Linked DNA regions of Mus musculus: region 1 is linked to region 2. The links are chromatin contacts, found by Hi-C or POLR2A ChIA-PET in ENCODE. All regions are on one chromosome and are shown on one strand. The core of a region is the stretch at or near the end of the contact, and the rest is flanking DNA. Distances in the headings are between cores, read along the strand shown. Region 1 holds the start of A630066F11Rik (RIKEN cDNA A630066F11 gene). Region 2 overlaps Lrp11 (low density lipoprotein receptor-related protein 11).

Region 1 (5,260 bases), core at 2,019-4,518, 39 kb after region 2:
ATTTTGAGAAAAAATTTAAAAAATTAAACTCGAACCTCCACTTCCAATTTGGAGGTCCCTTTGCTTCAGTATCATCATGATCATTTCTTTCTTTCTTTCTTTCTTTCTTTCTTTCTTTCTTTCTTTCTTTTTTTTTTGATCATATTTCTAAGACTTCAATTAAAAGCCCTTCATTCTGGAGGCATGTCTAAGACACGAGGTTTAAACTCAAATACCACACAATTAAAAATAAAATTTTAGAAAAATATATAAGAAAGAAAGAAGCAGATATTTTCTTTCTCGATTTTGTTTGTTTGCTTTTCAAGACAGGGTTCTTCTGCACAGCCCTGGCTGCCCTGGGTACTTGCTCTGTAAGCCAAGTTGGCCTCAGACTCAGAGACCTACCTGACTCTGGCTCCCCAGTGCTGGCATGCACCACCACTACCCTGCAGAAGCAGGTATTTTCAAACTGTGTGCCAAGTGCAAATTTCATATGGGTAAATACCATTTTAAAAATAAAATGCTATACAAATAAAAATAAGCTGATTAGTTAGAATTATCTCAAGTTTAAAGTTTCAGAAGTGTCCAAGTATTTTTAAAGAAAGCTAAATAGCTTGAATTCTCTAATTTCCTCTTACTAATGAATTATATACTTAGTATGAAACTAAATATCTACCATGCAATATATATATATATATATATATATATATATATATATACACACACACATATATATGTATAAATATATATACACACACATATATATGTTTATACCATACACTATATATGTATAGTATAAAACTAAATATCTACCATCCATAAATGTTAAATATTTTTTGTATCCTTAGAAGTTTCAGTTAAGTAATACAATACAGTAAAGTGATTATAAAACCACTTGGAAGCCGGGCGTGGTGGCGCATGCCTTTGATCCCAGCACTCAGGAGGTAAAGGCAGGCGGATTTCTGAGTTCGAGGCCAGCCTGGTCTACAAAGTGAGTTCCAGGACAGCCAGGACTACACAGAGAAACCCTGTCTAGAAAAACCAAAAACTAAAAATAAATAAATAAATAAAAATAAGACCACTTGGAAAAGATCTAGTGTTGGGTTACCACAAATTTGGCTACAAAAGAGACTTTAAAAGCTTGACAGATCACAAATGTCTACCACAGCCAAGTGTCTACTGTGATAACCTCTTAGGGGGAAAATTACCTAGTCACAAAATTCATGTTCAGAATGTTTTATGCTGCAATAGGAGGCACTTAGCTCATGTTATCAAATTTTATAGAACATTTCTTAATCCTGGGCTTATGTGTAAGCCACAAGAACATAAACAACACTTTACACTATTGCCTCAGTGTTTAAATATCTATTTGCTTTCAGATATACTTCTACAAAGAGAATGTTGACAAAGTTTGATAACATTTAGCTATCTAAACATACTTCATTGCCTTTCATTAACATCTAATGTCTATTTAACTATGATTCTTAAAATGTGATGATTAATATTAAGTACCAAATGTCCTACTTATTTCTCTCATTCACTTTTTTTTTTGTTTTGTTTTTGTTTTTGTTTTTCTAGACAGGGTTTCTCTTTATAGCCCTGGCTGTCCTGGAACTCACTTTGTAGACCAGGCTGGCCTCAAACTCAGAAATCCGCCTGCCTCTGCCTCCTGAGTGCTGGGATTAAAGGAGTGCGCCACCAAACCCGGCTCTCATTCACTTTTTTGTACCTTACATAGATCTCAGCATTTAATGCAAAGGGGATTGGCATTCCTGGGAGGGGTGGGGGTGGGGGTGGGGGTGGGGATGACTATTGATTCTTTGAGAAAATTCCATTGTTTAGCGTTCCAGCCCTCACGGTGATTATGAATAGAGTTGAGAAGTAAGATAAATACCTCAAAGGCTTAAAAAAAAAAAAGAAAAAGAAAAAGAAGAAGAGAAAAGAAAAGTCGCAAGAAAATTAAAAACATCACCCAGCAGACTATGATTATTTTTGAAAATTGGTGGCAAAAGAAGCTGTGAATTCTGATCAGGGTGAGGTTATGAACTTGCAGCTCTTCTTGGTCTCTGAGCCAGACAACAACACTATTTCAATTTAGAAAGGAAAGTGACACAGCATTCATTCTATCCTGAAACTATCATCAAAGGAAGCAATACAGTGACTACAGAAAATGCTATTCTTTAAAAAAACAAAAAAAAAAAAACAAAAACAAAAAAAAAAACAAAAACAAAACAAAAAACTTTTCAAACGCGCTTTTAAAAGCCAATGAACACTCTTGAAAAAAAAAGTTGGAACATTTTATACACACAATGGTCTGCTGGATTCAAAGACTCCAAACAAAGTCTCTTAGGAGCAGCATGCTCTGACAATCCCTCGCTCCCCCGCCGCCCCCCCCCCCCCAAGGGCCTATACTTTGGACAGCAACCTGAGAAACTGCTCCCAGCAACCGCAATAGTCGGAACCTCCTCTCCCCTCCCCTTGCTATCAGACAGCAGCATCTCCCTCCAAAGGAAAAAACAGAGGGCGGGGGAGGCAGAAAACAGAAAGCTTGCAGGGAATCAACCGAGAACAGTGAGAGAACCCGTAGGCCGAAGGTGGTGTCCCCTCGGTGCTAGTCCAGTCACCAGAAACAAGCCTGCACTTCCCCACCCTGAAGTCACGCCCCTCGCTAGTGGGACCGCAGACTCCAGCAACAGCCCCGCCACCTGTGCCGCACCCAGTCCCCCGCAGCCTGCGAGGAGGCAACTGCCCGTGTCCCACCCGCAGCAGCTCCCTCTTGGCTACTACCCTCTTCCCATCCACATCGCCGAGTGACAGGTCCCGGGAGAGGAGACTGCAAAAACGCACGGCGTTCCGAACTCCCGGTGCAACCGCGCTGCGACGCCCTCCAGCAGGCGCAGGGGTGCAGACCGAACGTTCCGGATTGTCAGGGGGGGACAGCGTCCAGGCCCGGCCCTGCTCCCTGGCCCACGCCGGGCGGGGGTGGCACTTACTGCGGAGGTTGTGGATTAGCTCCGAGTGGCTGGCGCCGCCGGATTTCCAGGCCATCGCGAAGCACACCCGGAGCAGGTACAGAACCACCTTCAGCGCGGCGACGGTCCCTAGCAGTTTCCCCAAGAGTGAGACCACCTCCCACACGGTCACCGCCCCGCTGGTGTCCCCGCTCGAGCGGCCGCTGTTACTGCCGTCGCTGCCACTGCCGCCAATGCGCGCTCCCGGCATCCCCCGCGGCACGCATGCGCTCTGTGACGCCGCGCAGTCCGGGGTGCGGCCAGGCGGGGCCCGCGGCGGGGGAGTCCTGGAGCCCAGTAGCGAGCGGGGGCGATAACCAGTGCTCGGTGGCCGCAGCGAGGTCGCACAAACGAACGCTGCTCAGTTCCCCTTCCTGAGGCCTGCACCTGCCTCCGTCCTGCGGCCGGCGAGCTGGTGTTCTGCGTGATGAGGCTCCTTCCTAGCCGCGGCTCTGGCTGATGCGGGATGGCGGGTCCGACGTGTGCCGCCTTCTTGGGCTCCGCAATCGCCACTCCGTCAGCTGTTGCGAGCGGCCGGTCTGCTCCTATGGCTGTCTAGATTGCTAGATGGTGTGCTGACTCCGTCTTGCCTCGTCCAACCCGGTGCACTAACCTAAGGCTTCTGGATGGGGCCAAAATAATCATTTTAACAGAGCCCAAGGGCAAAGGGCCTCTCAGGTACGAAGTCCACTAGCCTATGTCTCAGCACGGTCCTGATGAAGCAGAGGCTCTGGTTTGTTTTCAGCTCTGAAGGCATAAATTCAAGGTGGAAGAATACCGTGACATGGAATTGGGGGTAGGGATGCTTCCCTGGTTAAGAGCAAAAGTAGCCGAGAGCTATAATTGGTTACAAAATAAGCTCAGTACCCTGTGGTGGAAGTGTTATTCTTCCTACCCAAGTATGAGTTTCAGCTTAAGCTCACAAATTCCATCCTTAGACTGGACACCAATTTTACTGCTTTCATCTCTGCAACATTCTAAGAATTGACAGGAAACACTGTCTGCCGCATCCAACGTGTGCTAACTTGAACTGAGACACAGCCATGACTCCAGTAAACTTTCAGGAAGGAAACGAAGATAAGACACCTATGCTGTGCTGTGATGTCAGGAGCAATTTCCAAATTACAGTTCTTACCAAACTTCATCAGTTGCAACACTCAACCTGCATCCAACCTGAAATGTCTATCACCTATTTTCATGACTCCTGTAACTAACTATAAATGTCAGTGTTGTTCAACATTAAGAGTAAAGCGATGAGTTTTAGACCGTCCGTTTTTTTCCTACCCAGTACCACCTGCTCTTCTAGTCTGAGTGTAAAAGTTCATTAGAATCTCCTTGTGCTTAGGTACTTTCATCTGACTGCTTTTCTGTATGGGTCATGATGTTTACATCTGATGAGTTTAATCCAAATACCTTTTCCTGCTCCTCAGTCCATAAATATCACTCAACCTCAGCTTAGGTGAAGTGGTCCAGAGATGACCTTGTTTTCTCCATTTTCAAATGATTGGTCACCTCATAAATTCTATCTTGCAAAACCTATCATTTCGGTGACTGGCATTTTGTATGGGGAAAAGAAATAGCCAGGTTGGGTAACAGTCTTGCTGCTGGAAAACGAAACAAAACAAAAATCCTCAAGCTCAAAAAAAAAAGGGGGGGGCAGGCATGGTGGCACACGTAGGAGGCAGAGGCAGGCAGATTTCTGAGTTCGAGGCCAGCCTGGTCTACAGAGTGAGTTCCAGGACAGCCAGGACTACACAGAGAAACACTGTCTCGAAACACACACACACACACACAAAAAAAACAAACCCTCAAGCTCTTTATAATCTAATAACTCTCACATCATGACTCCTTTTAAAGAAACAGCCAACACAGTTTGGAACTCCTATAATATAAAGGAGAATAGCAATACTGATAAGTCTTTCCTCTTGTATTGTAGAACTTACATCCTAGTCATGGAAATCTGATTAGAACACCACTGGGCTGGGGTGTGGCAGAGGTCTTGCCTAACTAGTGGAAGATCTTAGGTTCCCTCTTGCACACCATTAACAACAAACAGCAGAAAAAAAAAGAAAAAATAAATAACTGTGAGTGCCATTAATGACCTAGATAGTAGTGCTACTGGGTTTAGCTAGAACAACGCAGACTGCAGCCATCAGGAAAAGGTACACATGGGTACTGAGCCTTGAAGGGTGGACAAGATTATGCAAAATAGGAGTGGAGGAATATCATAGGAGTTACCAAGAGCACAGACATACCGTAGGAATGGGAAG
Region 2 (5,769 bases), core at 449-2,948:
AAAAAATGTTTATCTTTGATTGGTAGCACTTAGGCCAGTGTCTGGCACATGGAAAGCTATCAATGAGCACAGAATAAATAAGCAAAATGAAATGTTTCAGAATCGAACTGCACGCGGATATGTTGGCTCCTCTAGTTTGCCCAGTTGCAAGAAGGTGCAACTAAAAATAGTGTCACCATGTCATCACAACCTGGCCCTACTCAAGTGTGGAGGGGACTAAGAATAGAAGCTGCTGCTGAGCCTGACTGGAGACAGATCTACCATGCCCCTTCAAGACTCTGCAAGACTGCAGGCTATTCTGGTCTGACACCTAGGACCAGCCCCATGGGAAACCAAAGTTACACCAGCAGATCTTTACACTTTCAGTTTTAATTAGAATATAATTACATTAGTCCCTACCTCCCCTTTCTCAAATGCTTCCCCTAACCCTGGAAAGTTCATGGACTCTTTTTATTATTGTTTTACACACACACACACACACACACACACACACACGCACGCACACCTTGCATAAATACAATCTGCTTAGTCTGTTTAGTGTTGCCTATATGCCTCTGGTTTTAGGGCTGACCAAATATCCCAGCATATTTAAGGTTAGTTTTCAATAAATGGTCTACTGGGGGATAGTAGGATCCCTAGATTAAAAAAAAAAAAGTTAAAAGTTAATTGTATGTATATGGGGTACCACACAAGCGCCTGGTGCCTGTGGAGGCCAAAAGAGGGCATCAGATCCCTGGAACTAGAGTTACAGATGGTTGTGAGCTGCCAAGTGCATGCTGGGAGTTGAAGCTGGGTCCTCTGGAAGAGAGATAAGTGCTCTTAACTATTGAGCCATCTATGATACCCTGGAAGTGAATATCTTAAGCTCTACCAGAACCAGAAATCAGGAGTTAGACTACAGCTAATGAGAAGATGATCATGTCTGGCCATAACTGTCATGTATGACGATAATGAAAACATTTCTCATGGTCACAGTCTCTACTATAGTTGGAGATAAGGATGATGTCACTGCAGTGGCTCTACTCCTGATGCCAATTTTGTAAAGAAAAAAAAAATTGTAAGAACAATTTGTAAAGAATTTGGTTTAAGACTTGACCTATGCAGGGGAATTAACCTCCCTGTGCCTTTGTCAAAAAGCAACAGTAAAACTAGCATCAACTGGAGCTATTCAGACAGGGTAAATTAATGCATGCCAAGTATCACATAGTAGCCAGTAGCAATCACTGTTGCCAATCACTTACTGTCACTTTTTTTTTTTTCCAAACCTTGCACAGGTGCGGTGCTACCTCTGGCATTAGGTCTGGCCATCACTGTTTTGTTGCTTCTCATGGTGACATGCCGACTCCGACTGGTGAAGCAGAAACTCAAGAAAGCCCGGCCCATTACATCTGAGGAATCGGACTACCTCATCAATGGGATGTATCTGTAACAACGCTATTTAAGCAGCTCGGGGCAAGGATGGCTATCACTCACAATCTGTTCTTTGGGTTCTATCATTAAGATGTTTTGTTTTAAACTGTGCTAGAAGACAGTGCAAACACAAGCCTTGACTTATCATGAAATAATTTCCCTGGGATGTACAATGTCTTCAAAGGTAGAGAGGAATTCATAAGACTGAAGCTTGTTTGCTGAGACAGAAAGTCAGCATGTGACAAGGTGACAGATGGAAGTCCTGCCTTTTATTTGTGAGGTGCCAACTGCTGGCCCCTATCAGCTTTCTTATCTTCTGGCTCTCTTCTCTCCACTGAGTTCTCATGAGCTACACTTTCTTTTCCTCTGCTAAATACCTCTGAAAAAGGATCTTAAGTGAATTTACCCTCAGTGAGATGTTACCAATGGCAGGTCTGTCTGGATGTTATAAGCATGCTGATTAGATCAGTGATGTCCCACAGGGGAGGAATATAGGTTCTCCACCCAGCCCCACCCTATGCTTCTGACCAGGCCAAGGTGGTAGCTGCCACACCTGGCTGACCTTAGAAGAATCCCTTTTGGCTAGGGGCAACTGTAGGTGGTTATGAAATGAGAACAAGCTGGCAGCAGAGGAGAGGGACCTGGCAGGCAAAAGCAAATAGAACCCCAGCCGTGGGATTCGTAAGGACAATCTACTCAATGCTGCTTCATGGAATGGAGCGGTGTGGCTGCTTTACATGTGCACTGGTTTTCAACATGAGCCTTTCTGATGAAAAAACGTGCGAATTATCAATCCAAAAGGTGATGTCTGGGTGTTTGTAAACATGTTGCCATGTCCAGGTATCACAGGCTTTTCAATGGAATGGGTCCTGATGCTTCCCTTCGTGTGTCTTGCAGGGCTGGAGGTGGGACCCAGGAGCCTGGTTGGGCTAGATAAGTGCTCTACCACTGATCTACACCCCAGCCCTCACTGTTCTTTATGTTATTAAAATGTTATAATGTACAATCAGCTAATGTCAGGATGTATTTCCAGAGCAGAAAGCACTTTTGCACAAGTTCCCCTTTGCAGGAAACTGGCATCCAGCTTAACACCTTTAAGTTTGTAGACAGTAAAGGCAGACCTTCCCATCACCACTTAGTGCCAGGTTGTATACTCTAGAGGCTACTCTGAGGGGACTGCAGTGTGGTGCCTGTTTATAATCATGATGTTCCTAGTTCTTTACCCTGAGTGGCAAACGTTACAAAACACTAAAAACCACTGTAGTCTCATTAGTTTAGACTCAATATAAAGTAGGTGGTTCCTTTAACAAGGGGTTTGATTTTGGTGAGGGAATATAACCTATTGAAATGTATTAATCAAAGGGTAGTTCTAGAAAAACAAATGTTTGCTTTTGTCTCTTGAGACTCTAACTCCAGCCTCTTACTGACTATTTAGAGCTAATCAATGGTGTAAATGTTACAGTAGCAGTCTGAGAGATGAATGTTGAGTGAACTTACCTACACTCTGTGATGCTGTGCGGCTCATTTTCATAGAGGTCACCTATAGCCATACCCAGTAAATAGAAACTGATAAGGCATGTTTCTTTCTGCACATCTTTTATATACAAAGAAGTTATCTACAATCTAGTATTGCTATTGTTTTGAAGTACTTGAGAAAAGATGCCTTGTATGTACCAGTCCTTTAATAAACTATTTTATTCTTATGCCTTTAAAAAAAATTCTTTCTTATAAATTATAGATTACTAAATGTGCCCAAACTCTAGTATTTGGATTTAGTCATGCCAACTCTGTTTTCACAAATGGACCCTGAGGGTTGTAGGAAAGTGAGTCACCCCAAGCCACATGAAGTCTGCTGGAGATCAGGCCCTACTTGGTGCTCCTTATCTCCAGCTGGACAAGGCCTCTAAGAGTCGTCTTGTCAGTGACTTAGGGCACATTGGGGCTGGAGAGGTGGCTCAGCGGGTAAGAGCACTGACTGCTCTTCCAGAGGTTCTGAGTTCAAATCCCAGCAACCGCATGGTGGCTCACAACCATCTGTAATGAGATTTGACGCCGTCTTCTGGTTCATCTGAAGACAGCTACAGTGTACTTAGATATAATAATAAAATCTTAAAAAAATAAATAAAAATAAAGGACACTTTACCTCTTTAACAAGCTGCATCACAGCCTTTCCCTAAGGCCTACCCAGAAGCTTGGTTCTTAGACAAGGTACCCCACCTTCCATATTTGATTGTCATTTACTTCCGAGATATAGTCTCTTTGGTAGGAACTTTCCCCCTCTCTTTCTTGTAATGACTGAGAAGTTGTCTGTCCCCCTTGCTCTTTTGTCACATCAACTTGCTGATTTTGCTCTTTTCCTGTAGTTTTCCCTCAATCCAAACAAGATGGCTGTCCAAGGCAGTCTATCTGTTGGAGGCTTTGACTGGATTGCTCATGTAAACATCTCACAGATGGAGTCTTTCCCTTCATGAATTCCTTCAGAGTCACCCCAGGGGCACTCTTAATATAAGCCTTGACCCTGAGCTGCTGAGACTACAGGGGGTTGTAACTTGTCACCCCTCACCTCTTCATGTCTAGGCCCCATTTCTGGTTAGGTGTTACCACTTCCTAGCACAACAGCCTTTATGCTTCTGGACCCCAAGTTTTGTACAGCTTCAGATTGTTTAAACCTCAGTGAGGACTTCTCACAAAGACCTGCTCTACCAAGGGGAAAACAGTGGTTTCTTCCCAAGCGGCCTCATGACACTGGCTTAACTGGCTTCAAACGTCTTGCCTGTGGCTTTATTCTCCTAGCTCTTACCCTAGGTGGGTAAGAAAAGAGAGAAAGTCACAGTGACTTTTCTGACACAGTCTCTTTTCTGACACTGTGCAAAAAAGAGAGAAAGTCACAGTGACTTCTGGGGCTACATGCTGTTAAGAGTCCTTGGCAAAGCAGGAAACCAAAGATTGCAGAAATAAAGTTAAGATCCACAGCAGGTGTCTCGGAAATGGGCTGAAGTCAGAGAGCCCCTTGTGGCATTGGAACATTGAGATCCCAAGTATAGTCCTGTTTAATGCAATTTTAACCAGGTGGTGAAGTAAAGCCAGCACTTGGGAGGCAGAGGCAGGCAGATCCAGGTTAACAAGGATTACACAGACCCTGTGTATGAACAAAACAAAAACCTAATTTTAATATAAAAACAATTTACAAAACAGCTTAGGAAAAACTGTTGGGTATAAAGGCTGCTTCGAGTGCTCTTTTATAGTGTTATCATTTTTTAAGCCCATCTAAGTTTTATTTTAATTTTATTGTCCAATGGCAGTTGGTACTGTTATCATTTTATGTGACTAAAAAAACTAGACTGTCATCACTAAATGTACCATCACAGAGGTCTGTGCAAAGAATAGATCAGAACAGTGGATGAGCCAATCCAAGGCCATGATGCCTCCCGCTTTTATTTTCTTCAGGTCTGCTGCCCATCTCCTAACTGTTCACTGGAGCCGAGATCATAACGTGGTGTGCTCTGGCTCAAGGCTGTGGGTTCACGCGGCACCACCACCTGAGCTCTTCCCATCACTACATAATGTCTGGGAAAAAAATCCTTGTAAAATAATAAGAATGCTTAAATCAATAGTGATAGGGGAGAAAAAAAGAAAAAGCCAAGCAATGCATTTTGGAAGACATGGCCAAATGTGTGGGGTGCCTCAAGCCTGCTCACAAATGTCCTTTGTTCTGCCACTACCTAACCTTTTGACAATTTTCATGTGTGCCATACTCCTCCTGTTGGTACAGTCTGAATAAATTCTTCAGATTCTCAGCCCTGAAGAGCCTCAAGTGCTGAATGACAGAAAAGAAGGCAGAGTGAGAAGTGAAACAGACCCCAGAGGCTCCCAGCATTCACCAACCCAGGTCAGCAACCACCCTGTGAGTACTGACAGAGGAACATCAATTATCCTGTGTTCTTCCCCACAAACAAGAAGAGAATTGAGCAAACTCTTGATGTAATCAAAAAACAGAATTAAAAAGATGAACCCCAGGGTTGATGGGGGAGAGCCAACCAACAACTGTTATGACTAAAGAATTCAAGTTGAACCAATTATTAGACTTCATTTCCACTTTATTATATTCCAGTGCACAGTCCCAGGCTTCCTTGGGCCAGTACCCTTTTCAAGTGGGTCCCCTTACTGAGTGAGAACCTTTAACAATGCTAAGGGCAAAATACTACCATCTTTCTGAAAGATGGTGGAAGCTCAGAGATGCAACCAAAGTCCAGTCAGGGCCCATCTCCACTACAGAATACATTAAGATATTAGGGCATCAGGAACACAGCATTCGATAAGAAATGATCTGTATGCTACAAGAGTTTAAGTGCTTACCTA

What was found. Hi-C counts contacts between places; a loop is a spot of excess contacts on that map. ChIA-PET counts read pairs that join two places held with the same protein, here RNA polymerase II (POLR2A).
Region 1: a loop to region 2 is called in a map of gastrocnemius, with 2.2 times the contacts of the local background. The contact joins the promoter of A630066F11Rik here to the enhancer-like site in region 2. A Hi-C loop is called at or near these places in 2 of 37 maps with a recorded cell type or tissue (both gastrocnemius). POLR2A ChIA-PET finds 5 or more read pairs at or near these places in 5 of 5 experiments (Patski and embryonic stem cell).

The regions. Positions count from the first base shown.
Region 1 is chr10:7,660,103-7,665,362 of GRCm38, forward strand. It overlaps A630066F11Rik (RIKEN cDNA A630066F11 gene), which reads left to right and starts at 3,269. Exons shown (of 1, transcript NR_030698.1): 1 at 3,269-4,521. It overlaps Pcmt1 (protein-L-isoaspartate (D-aspartate) O-methyltransferase 1), which reads right to left and starts at 3,506. Exons shown (of 8, transcript NM_001347228.2): 1 at 2,973-3,506. The coding sequence starts at 3,201.
Region 2 is chr10:7,622,356-7,628,124 of GRCm38, forward strand. It overlaps Lrp11 (low density lipoprotein receptor-related protein 11), which reads left to right. Exons shown (of 7, transcript NM_172784.4): 7 at 1,275-2,413. The coding sequence ends at 1,429. It overlaps Pcmt1 (protein-L-isoaspartate (D-aspartate) O-methyltransferase 1), which reads right to left. Exons shown (of 8, transcript NM_001347228.2): 8 at 5,490-5,769. Among named protein-coding and RNA genes, the nearest start is that of Gm16254, 17 kb to the left of the region's middle. Within about 2 kb of position 1,699, at least 1 of the 3 ENCODE cell types and tissues checked has a DNase peak (open chromatin) inside an H3K27ac peak, as active enhancers do; it is gastrocnemius, where a contact is called at or near this core.